Regions from separate parts of the Homo sapiens genome. Here region 1 is linked to region 2. The links are chromatin loops, found by intact Hi-C in ENCODE. Cell type or tissue: mammary epithelial cell. All regions are shown on one strand.

Region 1 (8,000 bases), 480 kb before region 2:
ACACATATGAAATGACGCCCAATTTCCCTTACAATAAGAGAAATGCAAATTAGAATTCTTCTGGATCCAAACATTTTATAACATACTCTACTGAGAGTGGAAATGCAAAATGGAACAAACCCTATGGATGGGGATTTGGCAAAATTGAGCAAAATTACATATGTGCTAACCTTTCACCCAGCAATCTCGTTTCTAGGAATCTACCTTGAAAATACATCTCAGGCAGGGCGCGGTGGCTCAACCCTGTAATCCCAGCACTTTGGGAGGCCGAGGCGGGTGGATCATGACGTCAGGAGATCGAGACCACCCTGGCTAACACGGTGAAACCCCGTCTCTACTAAAAATACAAAAAATTAGCCGGGCGTCGTGGCGGGTGCCTGTAGTCCCAGCTACTCGGGAGGCTGAGTTAGGAGAATGGCGTGAACCCGGGAGGCGGAGCTTGCAGTGAGCCGAGATTGCGCCACTGCACTCCAGCCTGGGCAACAGAGCAAGACTCCGTCTCAAAAAAAAAAAAAGAAAAAAGAAAAGAAAATACATCTCTACAAATAATCAGTAACATTTGCACAAGGTTATGTAACACAACATTGTTTGCAGTAGCAAAAGATTAGAAATAATCTAAACATCCACCAACAAGAGAGGCTGTAAATAAACTGCAGTACATACATGAATTGGCGACCAGGCATCATAAAACACAGAAAAAAAAAAATGTCTGTGAATTGAAACAATCTCCAGAATATATTTTTAGATTTAAAAAGTTAGTATAGTATGCTATATTTTGTGTGTAAGGGGGAAAAAGGAGGAATAAGAATATATTTAGGTATTCGCCTATATTTGCAAAAAGAAGCAATAAAAATAATTACCTATAGGAGGTGGGGGGAATGAAGTGAAGGGAGAGGGTTAGGAGTGAAACTTCTGTGGGTTTGGTTACCTTTTCGTGTATTTTTTAACTTTGGGACCACATAAATGTTTTATATATTTAAAAAATTCAAATAAAAAAGACAAAAGTAAAATCCTAAAATGGAAAACAATTGGGACCAATGAGCTTAACTTTATTTCAAATGTGGCAACCACAGCTATACAAAGAACAGAATTATTTCAGTACTTTAATTATACACTCATAATGGATTTGATCTAAGGATAAATGAATAGAAGGAAATCTTAAATTTCAGTCAGTAATTTATTATTTATATAGTATTATAATTCTGAACTAGGAGAAAACAAGTGTACAATTCTGAATTAGGAGGAAAGAAACACTATATTATTACAAACCAAAACTTTCAGTGTAACAGAAAAGAGAGGCAAAAACAACTATTAAGTCAAAGAACTTAAAATAAAACACTGTAAGGTTAAATTTGCATTGAGAAATTCACATTAAATAACCTTTTAAAAGTGTATTTGTCATTCCTGGATCTGTTCACTGAAAGGGCTTTGAAGCAATGATACCCTTGTGTCAATTAACATACCTTGCCCCTTGATCTTGGCATCGAAATATCATTTCTCACCAGTAAGGAGAATGTCCTTATTAGGAAATGCATGTTGAAATATTTAGCAATGAAATGGCATGAGTCTACAGTTTATTTTCAAATGGCTCAGCTGTGTGTGTGTATCTGTGTATGTCTGTATGTGGGTGGGTGGGTAGGTGGTAAGGATCTAATTATTACACCAAGCAATCCCTTTTCCTGCACCTGGCATAACCTCCTGTAGAATGAGCTCAAGCTTCCCACACTCGCTTGATGACATGGCCTCCATTCTGAAGATGAAACAAAACTTGGAGGAGCACTCATGTAAAGATCTAAATTACTAAAATGCCTGTGCCTGAGACTCAGAGATCCTAAAAATAGACAGTGCCATGTGTGCTCTAATTTTCTGCTTAAAGTGACTTAAATCCTTTCAATTCAGACATTTTCAATAGAATATATGGTACTTCAACCTTATAAGTCAAATGCATTTGTTGAAATAACATTTCTCAGTAGTTTTTTCAGTTTCCGTGGCTGCAATGGGTGGAGAACTTTCATTAGCAGTTATTGGCTTTGGTGTGGCAATGGATGTTGCACAAAGGCCTTTGCTTGGGAGTTGGGAAACACAGGTTCTCATTGGGCTCTATAACTAACTTGCTATGTAGCTTTGTATAAGTCATATCACCTTTTGGGATCTTGGTCTTTCAACTGCCGAATATAGGTATTGGATTTTTCTTCTACTGTAAACAGTGATTTGGAATTTTCTCCAAGTAGAGTGATATGTCTACCATAACAGGGGTAACAAGAAAGAAACAAGAGTGAGAGTTTATTACAGCATGAAGTGGCACCAGGAATAGGAAAGGAACCCCCAATCCAGATAATTTTTTGATATCAATCTTGTGTCAAATTCTTTAAACATATGACAATGAATAAGAGCAACAAATGAATCCTCAACTATAAGAACAATATTTTGGTATATAATTTTATGTATAATTATCCTTAGTTCCAATAATTATTTTCTTTTTCTATCTAGAAGGAAAAGGATGGATTCTGAGTGGTTCCAGCTAGCCATAGCTCCCTATAGCTGCAATTCATGTGGCAGCCTGCGTGTATGCTAGCGTTGGCTGAGGATTTTTAATGCACTTCAGATTTTGGTTTAATATGCTTGCAAATAACTTACCATGGAAGTCCCCTTGAAACACATTAAATTCTCTGTTTACTCGCATGACTGGGGAATTAGACAATCAACCATGACAATCTATCAAAAGTATTAGAATACAAAAAGCACTAAGCATGAAATCTTATTGAAAACCATTTCATTCTCTTAATTATTCATTAGGTTCCTCAGACTCTGAGAGACCTTCAAGGTCATTATTATGAATATTAATTATCACTGTAATGTGGCAATGGAAAAATGCATTTTAAAAGAGTTCTGTTCAGTAGAATACTGCTAGTAAAAGAATTCACCATTTTATTTGGGAGTGTGTGCTCTTCTGCTTTTTTGCTACATGGTGAGAAAATAGGAACATTAGAAATGAAACTTCCAGAATCTTTTTAGTGCATGGGATGGGTTCCAGTTTGCATGATTCCTGTGCAAAGGCCTGGGAGGAAGGAGTACCTGCTGACTGGGGTCAGGGAGGAGTGGAATGAAGTAGTGCCAGGCAAAGATGGCAAGTTCTCCACTGGCCAGGGTTGATGCTTTGCCCTGCTAGCCAGTTGTTTTTAAAAAAATTCAGCCAATATCCACCAGATGCCTTCTCTTCACCATGCTTTTTGTTGGTTTAGAAACAACAGAATGGACTTGGTTGAGTGGTGCAGCTTCAAGTAAACTCTTTCCACATTATAAGCTGGGGGTATATTTTTTAACCTTTTCTTCCCTGTTCCCTCAAAGCACACAACCAGCAATGAGAGGTCTTGTGAAATTGAAACCCATTAAATATAAAGACATCTAATGACTGATGTGTTTAAATATCAATCCTTCAAGTAAAGCTTTGTAGAGTGGTTCATTTTGGAATGATTGTCCAGAACACTGTTTTCAGACCTACTCTGTGTCCTCTTCCTTTACCACCCCACTTTCACCCTAACATACATCTTCTGCAACCCCGACTCTCAGGACTAGGCTTGCTTAGGCTAGCGACACTCCAGTGAGTTCAGCTGGTTGTGCTAAGACAAAATAATGCTGGAGACATTCTCTGAATGAACTGGGGTGCCATCCAAACAGGCTCATATCTGAAAGTATACTATTGTGCCAGGTCCTACTTTCTAAAAAGGCAGAATTGTCTACATTTTCTTTTTCTTTCTTTCTTTTTTTTTTTTTTCTGAGATGGAGTCTTACTCTGTCGCCAGGCTGGAGTGCTGTGGTGCGATCTCAGCTCACTGCAACCTCCGACTCCCTGGTTCAAGGGATTCTCCTGCCTCAGCCTCCTGAGTAGCTGGGATTACAGAGCTGGGATTACAGGCATGCACCACCACGCCCAGCTAATTTTTGTATTTTAGTAGAGACGGAGTTTCACTATGTTGGCCAGGATGGTCTCAATCTCCTGACCTCGTGATCCGCCCACCTCGGCCTCCCAGAGTGCTGGGATTACAGGCGTGAGCCACTGCACCCAGCCAGAATTGTCTGTATTTTCATCACAAATTGATTCTTCAACTTATTTTAGTTGTGTGGCATTTGGATCTATGTCTTAAACATTAGTGCTAGAAATGCACTGTAAACACCTAGCAAGGGTGTGGACGGGAGCCCTCTAGATCTAGTGAGGGCAAACTGGCTGAGTCATCTGATCTCTGGGCTGGCTGCACTGCGATGACTTAAAATGTGAAATTCTTTGACGCCCCTTTCAAAAGATGAAGGCTAATTCCTCTCCCCTGGAATGTGGGCTGGACCTAGTGATGTGCTTCTAACAACTAGAACAACACAGAAATGATGGTGTGTGACTTTGGAGAGTAGGTGATTCCCAGGTATTACAGCTTCCTGCTTGCTCGCTCTCTCTCTCTGAGCCCTCCCTCTGCAGGAAGCCCATGCCATGTCCTGAGGACGGGTGAGCAGCCTGGTGGAGAGATCTATCTGGTGGGGAACTGAGACTGCCTGCAGTCATGTGAGGGAGCCACCTTAGAGGCAGACCCTCCAGCCTGAGTCAAGCCTTCAGATGACTGCAGGTGACATCTTGACCACAACCTCAGGATCAATTCTGAGCCAGAACCACTCAGCTAAGCCACTCCCACATTCCTGTCAGAAACTGAGTGACATAATGACTCTGTGGTTTTTAGGCTGCTATATCTGGGAGCAATATGTTCAACAGGAGTGGTACCTACCTTGAGTATTAATAATTGTTGAGAGTCACCTTTCTCACCCCTTCACTTGATGGCGCTGTGGTGCAACTGCAAACTCCTGTGGCAACGACTTGTCTCGCTGTACAGCAGGTGTGTAACTTCCTACCCAGTGAGTGCTGGGAATCAGGCCCTTGACCACCGTTTCACAAACCTCTAGCTGCTCTCTGGCTACTTGTGAGTTAAAGTATTTTTACCCTTTAAAAAATACTTACTAAACATTTCATTTTTCACAAATAGGTAGAAAAAAGATTTGTCACAATATCCCATCTATATCCCATTGAGCAGACTGAATAGCCAACATTATATGCATTTATTGCTTGATTCTGAAGACTAAAAATCCCAGTGAAATGACACATGCTTTAATAGGGGTAATTATAATACAAAATTTCCAATTTGTATTATTTTTATTAACACCATAAAAACATCTCAAAAAAGCTTCTCTTCTTAACTTTTTGTAAATTGTGATCAAGAGGATTAATATAAATTGCATAATTTCAACAAAAATATCTATTTCTTACTTGTGAAAATTATTCATCTCTTCAATTGTAATGCAAGTTCGAAGGTTATCCTTACAAATGAGCAGTTTATAGCCTGGTTAGTCAATGACCATTTATACATTTCTGTCTGGAGAAGGCAGATTTTCAGGAGGAATAATGTAGAGTTTAGGTTTTCACAAGATGATCTCATTAAGAATTTTTAACTTATAGTTCAATTAAACGACGTATCTCAATTTAATCTGCTTGTATTTGAAGATAAATATGCACATTTCCTTTATGCTTTATGAAGGAAACAATTTTTAAAACTCGATGGAATTCTGCTTTGGATATTTTTATGATTACTCATTCATTGCTGCCCATTATATTCTTATACTGTATTCAGAACAGGTAGTAAATCCCACTAGTTCTAAAAGGGAAAATGACAACTTTCTGATTTATCCTCCAACAATGGTTACTTTTTGCCTCATAATTTGTTTTCTTTAAGACAAAAGATAAAAAGCAAGATTTGAGAGAGGTTCCTGGATCAACTGGCTCAATCTGCTTAGTTCTACAAAGTGGAGTTTCTGGGCATCATTCTTCATTTCTGTACACAAAGTGCTGTGAAGCTCAAGAAGAAATAGCTCTGCACAGGAACGATGTGCACTGCCCTACTGCTTCTTTATCTAGTAGGTGAAAAAAAAAAATGCCCTGACGCTGTCTCTTGGGCTGTTTTATTCTTCTTCTAAATTTTGGTCCTAATTCTCCGTGATGCTATTGTTTTTAATTGGGGCGTTTGTTTGTTTGTTTGTTTGTTTGTTTTGAGATGGAGTCTCGCTCTGTTGCCCAGGCTGGAGTGCAGTGGCGCCATCTCGGCTCATTTGCAGCCTCCGCTTCCCAGGTTCAAGTGATCCTCTTGCCTCAATCTCCCGAGTGGCTGGGATTACAGGCATGCGCCCCCAAGCCCAGCTAATTTTTGTATTTTTAGTAGAGACCGGGTTTCACCATGTTGGCCAGGCTGGTCTTGAACTCCTGACCTCAGGTGATCTGCCCACCTTGGCCTCCCAAAGTGCTGGAATTACAGGTGTGAGCCACCGCACCCAGCTTTTTGTTTGTTTTTTTGAGACAGGGTCTCACTCTGTCACCCAGGCTGGAGTGCAGTGGTGCAAACACAGCTCACTTCAGCTTCCACCTCCCAGGCTCAATTGATCCTCCCACCACAGCCTTCCTGCTAGCGGGGACTGCAGGCATGCACCACCACGTCTGCCTGGCTAACTTTTATTTATTTATTTGTGGAGACAGAGTCTCATCATTTTGCCCAGGCTGGTTTTGAATTCCAGGGCTCAAGGATCCACTCGCCTTGGCCTCCCAAAGTGCTGGGATTATAGGCCTGAGCCACTGCACCAGGCTAAATGGGGCCTTTTTAGTGGTGACAGAGACCAGGTGTTTTTCAGTTTTTGAGACTCCCAATATATTTTAAAAAATAAAGAAATATCAATTCAGGTTTACAACAAATTTAAATGCTAGATACTTTCAACATCCACATTTAACAAAGAACGTCTATTAAACACAAAAATATATGACAATATATTGTACAAATTACAAGATAAAGGATTTGTGAGAAATATTAAATTCATTGTGTATAATTATTACTACTGTGGTCTGTTAATGAGACACAAGTTTAAAGTTGTTTTGAAGGATGTCTTCTTTCAATCCTCTCTGTATAGCTCTGTAACTACTTCTGTACCCTCAGAGATGGTGTTTCAACTTAAAACTTGTGAATGTGAAATATGAGCCAAAAGACTCTCTCGGCCCTGAAATGACCTTTGTAGCAGATGCTGCCAGAGGCCCCCTGTTATCCTCCCTGGACTCTCCAGCTAACCTGATGTCAACTGCCAGTGTGTGCATCTCCTTACCTGAGGGCTGTTCTGGTGGCAGGAGTCCTTGCTACTCACAGAAATGGCCACCAGAAGTGCCAGAAAAATTAACCTCCCTTGGCCAGCAGTCCTCAACCAGCTCCCTCACTGACACTGATGTGCAGGTGTCTCCTATGCTGGTTGCTGGAGTCAACCACAGCAGCAGCCTTCTTGACAACATACCCTTCACTGGCTGCCTTCCTTTCCATCTCTCTTCTTCACTCCCCTACCTATGTCTCCTAGGCTCTCCCTTCAAATAAACAGCTTGCACTTGAATCTTTGTTTCAGGGTCTGCTTCCGGGGAAACCTACACTAGGACAACTCTGTTTTTTGGGTTTTTTTTGTTTTTTTTTGTTTTTTTTACTTGTTTGTTAAGGATTCACCATATAAGAATTCACCATATAAAAATGCTAACGTCTGACACATTGGACCACTCAAAGAGAAGATATCAGAGCTGGGCCGGGCATGGTGGCTACGCCTGTAATCCCAGCACTTTGGGAGGCCTAGGCGGGTGGATCATGAGGTCAGGCTATCGAGACCATCCTGGCCAACAAGGTGAAACCCCATCTTTACTAAAATACAAAAAAATTAGCTGGGCATGGTGGGTGCGCGTCTGTAGTCCCAGCTACTTGGGAGGCTAAGGCAGGAGAATTGCTTGAACCCAGAAGGCGGAGGTTGCAGTGAGCCAAGATCTCACCACTGCACTCCAGTCTGGTAAAAGAGCGAGACTCCGTCTCAGAAAAAAAAAAAAAAAAGATCAGAGCTTACCAGATTATACGAACTAAAGAAACCAAAACTATAATGTCAGATTAAGTCAAAGACCT
Region 2 (8,000 bases):
CTTCCCGGATTACTTCTCTGAAGTCTGTATTCCTTGTAGTGTGTGGCCACTGAAGTTTCTACTCAGTAGCTTAGTTGTCAGTTAATTATTGGTCAGAAGTTAGTTTAAATTCCTTGAACCAATAAGTCTTCTATCCTTCCCAAGGGACTGTGTGTGTGTTGAGGCATGCTTCCAATACACAAGCAGTTTACCCCTCAGCCGTAGCTTTCCTGTTTTGCTTGTGCAGAGCTTCGAGGTAAGCCAGAGATGAGAGATGAGGCCCTTTCATTTTTTTTCCTAGGCATGTGCATAGTTCTGGATATGCATGTGGTTTTCTGGATTGCCAGGGATCTGTCAAAACTTTTCAAAATGTGTTATGGACATCTCATTTCCTAAATCTTTCTTTTAAATTTTTGGCCTGCTCTTTAGTGTGGATGCTTTAGGGATGGGATTTTTTTTAGATGTTCTAAACCCCAGCTGGTAGCTCCAAGGCTGCCAGTTTTTGTAGTTACAGTAGAGCTAGGCAGTGATTGTTGGGAGTAGGTCAGGTCGCAAAGCCATAAACTGACCAACCTGGGCAATATAGCAAGACCTCATCTCTATAAAAACAAAATTAAATTAAAAAAATTAGTCAAGTGTGGTGGCATGGGCCTGTAGTCCCAGCTCCCTGGGAGGCTGAGGTGGGGGGATTGCTTGAGCCTAGGAGTTTGAGGTTACAGTGAGCCATGATTGCACCACTGCCCTTCAGCCTGGGTGACAGAGTGAGACCCTGTCTTTAAAAAAGTAAAACAAAGTAAAGCCATAAATTGCTACTCTTATGGAGGTTCAGTAGTTCTTCTTAAGTAAACTTGTATTGTTGCAAGCTTTTGGTTGATTTTTGGAGTTAAGAAAAAGTTAATTTTAACAATTTTTTGCCAGTGTTTTCATTGCTTTTATGAAGAAACAGATTTATGAAGGTTCTCACTCTGCCATTCTGGTCCTCTATTAATTTACATTCAGCAGTTTATCCTTTTTTGTTAGTCTAACAATACCACTGTAGACATTCTTGTACACATGTCCTTTAAGCATTTGTCTGATTACTCTTAAATAAATTTTTCATGCTGGATCAAGGAGATAATGCTTGAAATTTTTATACCCCAGCAATGTAATAACAGTGTGGTCCCTTCAATAACACGCTCAACTCCTTTCCAGAATTGGGTTTGATCATTCTTTTACGTCTTTGCTGGTCTGATATGCAAAAGAATCATTTTTTGTTTGAATTATCATGTCCTTGATTACTAGTGAGAATAAATATCTTTTCCAATATTTGCCACTATTTGCTCTTCTTTTGTTTATATTATAGCTTTTCTCTATTCCTGTCTCCTCCCATCTCCCTCATTCTCCCCCACCACATCCCCCATGAAGAGCCTGAACTCTTTGAAAGGTTCAATTCCACTATTGCCTTATAAACCAATATATCTAAGTGCCAATGAAAAACTGTCTCAGACCAACTCAGAAATGCATGATGAAGTCATAACCAAAATGTCTTGGTGTAACAGATGTTACAGCTTCAGCATCAGGGGTGTTATTGCCTTGTACAATTGCTTGTGTGATCCCATTTTCCTGGGGTAGCACAGACGGCACTCCCAGCCTAACAGGAATCGGTTTTTCTGCTTTATGATGCACTCTAGAACCGCTAATTACGTCCATCTCACCCCCAGCTATTTGTTATCTCTTTCCTTCTCCAGACTGAGAGATGGAGGAGGGAAGTCAACCTGGCTTGTCCGAGGGGTGCAGGATAGCCTGCAGGAGCCCTGCCCAGACTTTGAATGTAACTCTCCCAGTCACAGCTTTTCAGGGGCCATCTCACCTGAGTCACCATGGGGACAAAGTACAGGAGGAACTTGCCTTACCCTGCTCATGGGAGACTCCATCACAAGATCGTGTCTCCTGCAGGAACAGGGGGCCCAGGAGACTCAGGATCCCACTCTGGCTCTGCCTAGAGTGTCGCATCCTAGAGAACAGGAGGATACCCTCGGGCAGCCCTTGCCTCTTACAGAATCAACACGGTCAACAGGAAGATGAGAGGCGGGACTGGCTGGCTTGAAGTCCTGTCCAGCCCAGCCACTTATGATTGGGTTACCAATGAACACCTAGCCCCTGCGTGAATATTCAGAGGTTGGTGAAGTGCACCCTCCTCAACCCTCACCTCCTGCTACCCACACAGGACACCAGTCCTCAGTTTGGTCTGGGGAGTCAAGCTGCCTGAGCTTGAATCCCACCTCCACTTTCTACTGGCTATGTGACCTTGGGCAAGTTATTTAAGCTCTCTGCTCCTCAGTTTCCTCACCTATAAAATGGGGACAATGCTATTACCTACCTCAGACAGTTGCTGGGAGTGGTTCTAAGAGAGGTAACAGATATACAGTGCTTCCAACTGTGACTGATAGACAGTAACCACTCAAAAAATGTTAGCAATCAAAACGCTTTAGAGTTTAGCCACTGCTCCTAGCCCTGCCCTCTGCAGCCATTGTCTATCTCAACAGCAGGAAATCTGCTAGGGCTGGGGCACACTGAGCACTGTGCCAGGATGCCCACCACCTGGGGATGGGTGAGGAGATGGGCTGGTGGAACCCTGGAACCCTGCTCCTGCACTGTTTCCTGGGAGAAGAATTTGTGCCTGCTCCCAAGTGCAATATATGGAGCCCCATGACTTAGAGTCAGAAAGATATGCCTTTAAGTGCCTGCTCCTTATTGACTCTCCATGAGACCTTCATAAGGGTGAATTCCTTAAGCTCTGGGTGTCGATTTGTTCATTTTGAAAATGGAAATCAGAGTATGCACCACTTGCTGTGTTAGGGGAAAGATTAAATTGCTAATGCCTAAGACCTGATAAACACCACTGGCACCACACTAAGGATTCATCTTGGGTCGTAAAAAGTGACATTCTGCTCTTATCATAAAGAGCCCCCCGCCCCACCTCCACAACCCTATTTCGAATAAAGGACATACCAGTTTCTGCAAATTTGGTCTTATTTAAAGCCAAGCAGAGGTGGCTTTTATGTGATGTGACATAAAAATTCAGACTGAGCCCTGTTTTGCTTTCTCTTTTGGCTGCTAACTTGACCTAGCTGCCTTTCTTCCCCTCACACCACGGGAGTTCGGGTTGCCAGGTAAAATCAGCACAAGTCTAACACTTCCTGTCAGCTCAACCTGAGTTTCTTCCACTTATGCTGTCTGCAGTGGCTTCGGCATCCCGAGCCAAGGGGCCAAGGGTGATGTGTGGCTGTGCTGACACATCCCCTTCCCCTTGAGTAGCCCTGGGACCTGGGATGCGGGAGAGGGAGCAAGTGAGCCAGTGCTCAGAGAACAGCCACCTACAGACCCCTAGGCAGGAGACCCCAAAAGGCCGCACTTAGCCTCCACAAAGAACCAGGCCCTCTTCCTCAGCGGAACCATTTCCAGAACGCAAAGCATCCTCTGGGGAGGTCCAGCTGCTGTGCCTTTGCCACTTCTCAGTGCTGAGCTGGTTTGGCAGGGAATGTGGCAGGCAGCAGTTGGCAGTCACAAGGGTCAGAGGAGCATTCTGTGGCATTTATACAGAGTCACGTTTCTGACTTGACTGAAAGTAGAATCTTTAATAATATATAGGTTTTAAGTGACTGAGGGTTGCTCTTGCCAAATCCTAGCATAAAGCATATTTTTACAGCTGGGATGATAAATCCCTGAAAGACGGCACTTACCATGGAAACGCTGACACAGCCTTTCATTCCCTTCACAGTGATTAAAATCCTTATTTCAATTTGTTTTTCTTTATTTTGAGCTAGAGTCATTTGCAAGCCCAGGAATACATCTCTCTGTGAAAGAAAACGAAATGCTGCCCTCTGTCAGAAATAAAATGAAACTGTTCTTAACTCACTGCAGTGGTACAAATCTCGCCTTGAAGAATCATGAAAACCCAGGAAATCAGGCTTTCTAGCCAGAGTAGAAACTCCTGCAGAACTTACCTTGTTTCCTAGGGAAAGTAAGACAGAGACAGGAAGGCAGGCAACCAACGGTGTGTTATCAAACCAGGGGCCACTATGGGCATCTGGAGATTTAGCCTTTGAGGAATTCCGGGAGCCATTGCAGCCAGTGCACATCAGGACCATCCTGCCTACAAGGTGGGATGCTCTGGGGTGTTTGTTCGCCAGTTCCCACCAGTCACTGGTTTCAAGCTGCCGCACATCAGTGCTTATGCATTTCTGGCCTGCTGCTCATTGCGGGCTCCAATGGCCAGAGGGAGCCCTCAGGCAAAGAGATGCAGATTTGGCAGTTGGAGGCCCAGCCCTTGTGCTGGTGAGGCTTGAGTGCATATAGGGAGCCCTGATCTGTCCACTGATCCCACTCTCCATTATCCCTTTTATGCTTCTTTGGACTGTTTTATTTGCAAGTATATTTAATATGGTTTGGATGTTTGTCCCCTCCAAATCTCATGTTGAAATGTAATCCGCAGTGTTAGAGGTGGGGCCTAGTGGAAGGTGTTGGGGTCAAGGGGGCAGATCCCTGATGAATGGCTTGGTGCCCTCCCCATGGTAATGAATGAGTTCTCAATCTTAGTTCACAGGAGAGCTGGCTATTTAAAGGAGGCTGGCACCTCTTCCTCCCTCTCTTGCTCACTCTCTCGCCCTGTGACATGCTGGCTTCCCTTCCCTCCTGCCATGACTAAAAGCTTCTTGACGCCTCATCAGAAACCAAGCAGATGTGGGCTCCATGCTTCTTGTACAGTCTGCAGAACTGTGAGTCAAATAAACTTCTTTTCTTTATAAATTACCCAGTCTCAGGTATTCCTTTATAACAACACAAAATAAGCTAACACAATATTTCATTCCCTTGGGGTTCAGGGAATTCCCTCTGTTTATCCAAGTCTTATCATCCGTGCTGAACCAAAAGCTCAGTGATCCTACTAACCAAATGCCCAGGAATGTCTTTCTACCTTTCCAAATCTTGTAATTGGAAAATCCATAATTGACCTGGCCACATGTCTTAATTTGCCAGTGAGATCTCAGCAGTGTTTCTCATTTAATAGCTGATGTGGTCTCAAATTTCCCAACCTAACAAGGCTTCATTCAACTCTGCAGATCATATTAGAACTTGGCCTAATGAGACCTGAGCATTTCCCTGATTCTGCACATGGTCAGAGCTTGGCAACAGGGTTTTCCAGAGTGTTCCACAGATAATCAGTCTGGAGAGATATTCCTCAGAATGGGGATTCAGAGATGAGATAAGCCTGGTAACATCACTAGGTATAGCACCCTCTTAAAGATCATAAGGCCCACCAGGATATTAAAGGCTCTGAGAAGTCCTGCAGGGAATAAATCCAATTAGCTTTGTTTAACTCAATGTTTCCCAACTTATTTCATCACTGGACTAGTTCTTCACGAAACATCTATTATCATCCTGTAACATACCAGATATAGTACACTTAACTGGATTTGCCTTTTATTTGTTTTCCCCCCTTATTTTAGTGAATTTTAAAAATATTTTTATTATACAAGTATGACATGTTTTGTAGAAAGACTGGGCCGGAGGCAGTGGCTCACGCCTGTATTCCCAGCACTTTGAGAGGCCAAGGAGGGCAGATCATGTGGTCAGGAGTTCGAGACCAGCCTGGCCAACATAGTGAAACCCCATCTCTACTAAAAAAAAAAAAAAAAATACAAAAAATGAGCATGGTGGTGGGTGCCTGTAATCCCAGCTACTTGGGAGGCTGAAGCAGGAGAAGTGCTTGAACCCGGGAGGCAGAGTTTGCAGTGAGCTGAGATCGTGCTTTTGCACTCCAGCCCGGGCAACAGTTCGAGACTCCGTCAAAAAAAAAAAAAAAAAAAGACTGAAAAAATACAAATAAGGAAAAAAGGAAGAAAAGGCACCGTGACATAATTACTGTGAACATTTTGGGTTCCGGAAGCGCATGTGTCCATGTTTCAGCATTCCTTTGTGAGAAGCAGTTTTTACTATAACAAAAATTAATCTGTCTTCCCAGATTATATTCGGTTTTATGACCCTTGATTCTAAGTAGCAGATTTCATAAAAGAAAACACACATTCTTCTAGCCAGCAAAAGCCAAAGAACCATTCTGAATTATTTCCAAAACCCCAGGTGGAGGAAAATTCCTCTACCATATGTTGCACCTTTTATGGGAAGTGGCAGGCCAAGAAAATAAATGAATTGGTAGGAAGAGGAAAAAATGTGATTTCTCAACCATGGAAAAATATTTATTATAAAAAAGGCAATAATGAAATACACTCAAGAATTTGGAAGGTTGTCTTTGGAAGATGAGCCCAAAGGTGACTTTCTTTGCTGCTGTAAAATCAAAGCATAAAGATAAGTATTTTGTAAAGCATCCTCTCTCCCCCGACAAAACCAGTCACAGTGGGAGTTAAAGCAGAGTAGGGAACACCGTGTCTTGGTTGTGGGAGAGAGAGCCTTGCCTGGGAGGTGACACAGCCCCTGGGGTAGGGCCAGGTGCGTCTCTCCCAAGAAGCACTGGGCTTGCTGCATGACCTCCAGATGCGGCAAGCCATGTGTGGGGCCATGGGTGGCTGCAGGGGAAGCAGGAGGTACAGCTGGTCACAATGACATCAGAGCAGGCCGAGGAGGGAGCACCTTAATTACCCCTTTCACAAATGGTCCCTGAAAACCTGAGCATGTTTCTTTGCTAGGGGCTTTGCCCTGGCTATCTGTTCCTTCAGACTGGCATCATCTTTCAGGTCTGAGTTTAGAGAGGGCCTGTGAGGAACCCTAGAGCACATAGCATTGGGGCAGGGCCAATATTTGCCTGACTGCAAAACCTACAGTCTCAAGCTTTGAGCTCTCACAGGGTTTTCAGATAGTTACAGTTTAAGAAGGGAAGATTTCTGCCTTAAACTTGGCACGTATGTGCTATCTGAAGTCTTGGGGAGAATATCTGATGCATAACTCCAGATCTCCTTCTTTTCAAGATAATGGCGTGTCTGAAATGGCTGAAGACAACTCCGATTCTGTCCTTTGGGGACTGGAAGACCATTCTGGGGTTGGGGGTGGGTACAGGCTCTGTGGACACAGTCACAAGCCACAGCCCCCTTGCTGCTAGCCTGTGTCCCTTGCCCTCTTGCAGCAAGAGCCAGCCAGTCCTCCAAGCTCTGTGACAACACTGCACAAGGCATGGACCCAGAGGAAGCCCCTCCAAGCAGAGCCAGCTGCCCACCGATGATGGCCACTGAGTGCCAACCAGACGCCACACTGTCCTACTGCCAGAGGGGGAACCTAGAGAGAAACATTCACTTTCATTTTATCTCATCTTCTTGTGTCAACTCCTCAGAGCGCTATCCCTGACCCCCTATATAACACAGCATCCCGTGTCACTGTCAAACCCCTGATCCCTGTTTATTTTTCTTCTTAGCATTTATCACTCCCTCATATCATGGTGTCTCTCTCTCCCTCTCTCCTTAATGATAGGCAGGGACATGAACCATCTGTTCACCTTGATTCTCCAGCACCCAGAACACTACCTGGCACCAAAACATGCTCAATAAATATATGTTAGTTGAACGTCTGCCTGTTCTTACAGTACGATGGGTACGTATCAGAGCTTCAGGAGTCCAGGTAAGGGCTGGTTGGGTATTCAGTCAGTTTGACTCCAGTCAGAATCCTGACTTCTTCTTTAGTTATTGCAGTAGGCGTCCGCTGTCAGAGCAGCAGTGGATGACACTGAGGGACCTGGGCTCTAGCCCCCTTCTCCTCTGTGACCTCCAGCAAGTCCCTTCCTCTCTGCCCATCAGCTTCCTCACTTAGAAAAAGAAGTGAGATGGACTCTAAATATCTTAGGGTAGGTTTCTATCCCCAAGGCAAGCACTAAAAGAAAAGTGGTTGATTAGGAAAGAAAACCAGTAGGGGAGTGGGAGGGTGGGTGTGACCAGCTAGGAGGAGGCCATGCAAGGGTGCAGTGTCAGGCAAAGTGCCCTGAAGGCTTCCCCTTGGCTACATCTTGCAGGGAACCCTGGCGACAGTGCAGGTCACACCCC

Evidence for each region. Hi-C counts contacts between places; a loop is a spot of excess contacts. Peaks named below come from ENCODE experiments on the same cell type or tissue, not always from the same donor. Only the 100,000 strongest peaks of a DNase experiment are listed, where the experiment ranks them.
Region 1: it touches region 2 in a loop (25-fold over the local background); 8 of 110 quality-filtered maps call a loop at or near these places.

Annotation. Positions count from the first base shown.
Region 1 is chr3:43,635,552-43,643,551 of GRCh38, reverse strand. It overlaps a transcript of ANO10 not described here. Among named protein-coding and RNA genes, the nearest start is that of ANO10, 18 kb to the right of the region's middle. In mammary epithelial cell, a CTCF peak has its summit at 4,820; a DNase peak (open chromatin) is centred at 4,371.
Region 2 is chr3:43,158,132-43,166,131 of GRCh38, reverse strand. No RefSeq gene overlaps it. Among named protein-coding and RNA genes, the nearest start is that of POMGNT2, 56 kb to the right of the region's middle. In mammary epithelial cell, a CTCF peak has its summit at 3,851; no DNase peak of the experiment used is centred here; H3K27me3 peaks cover 260 bases.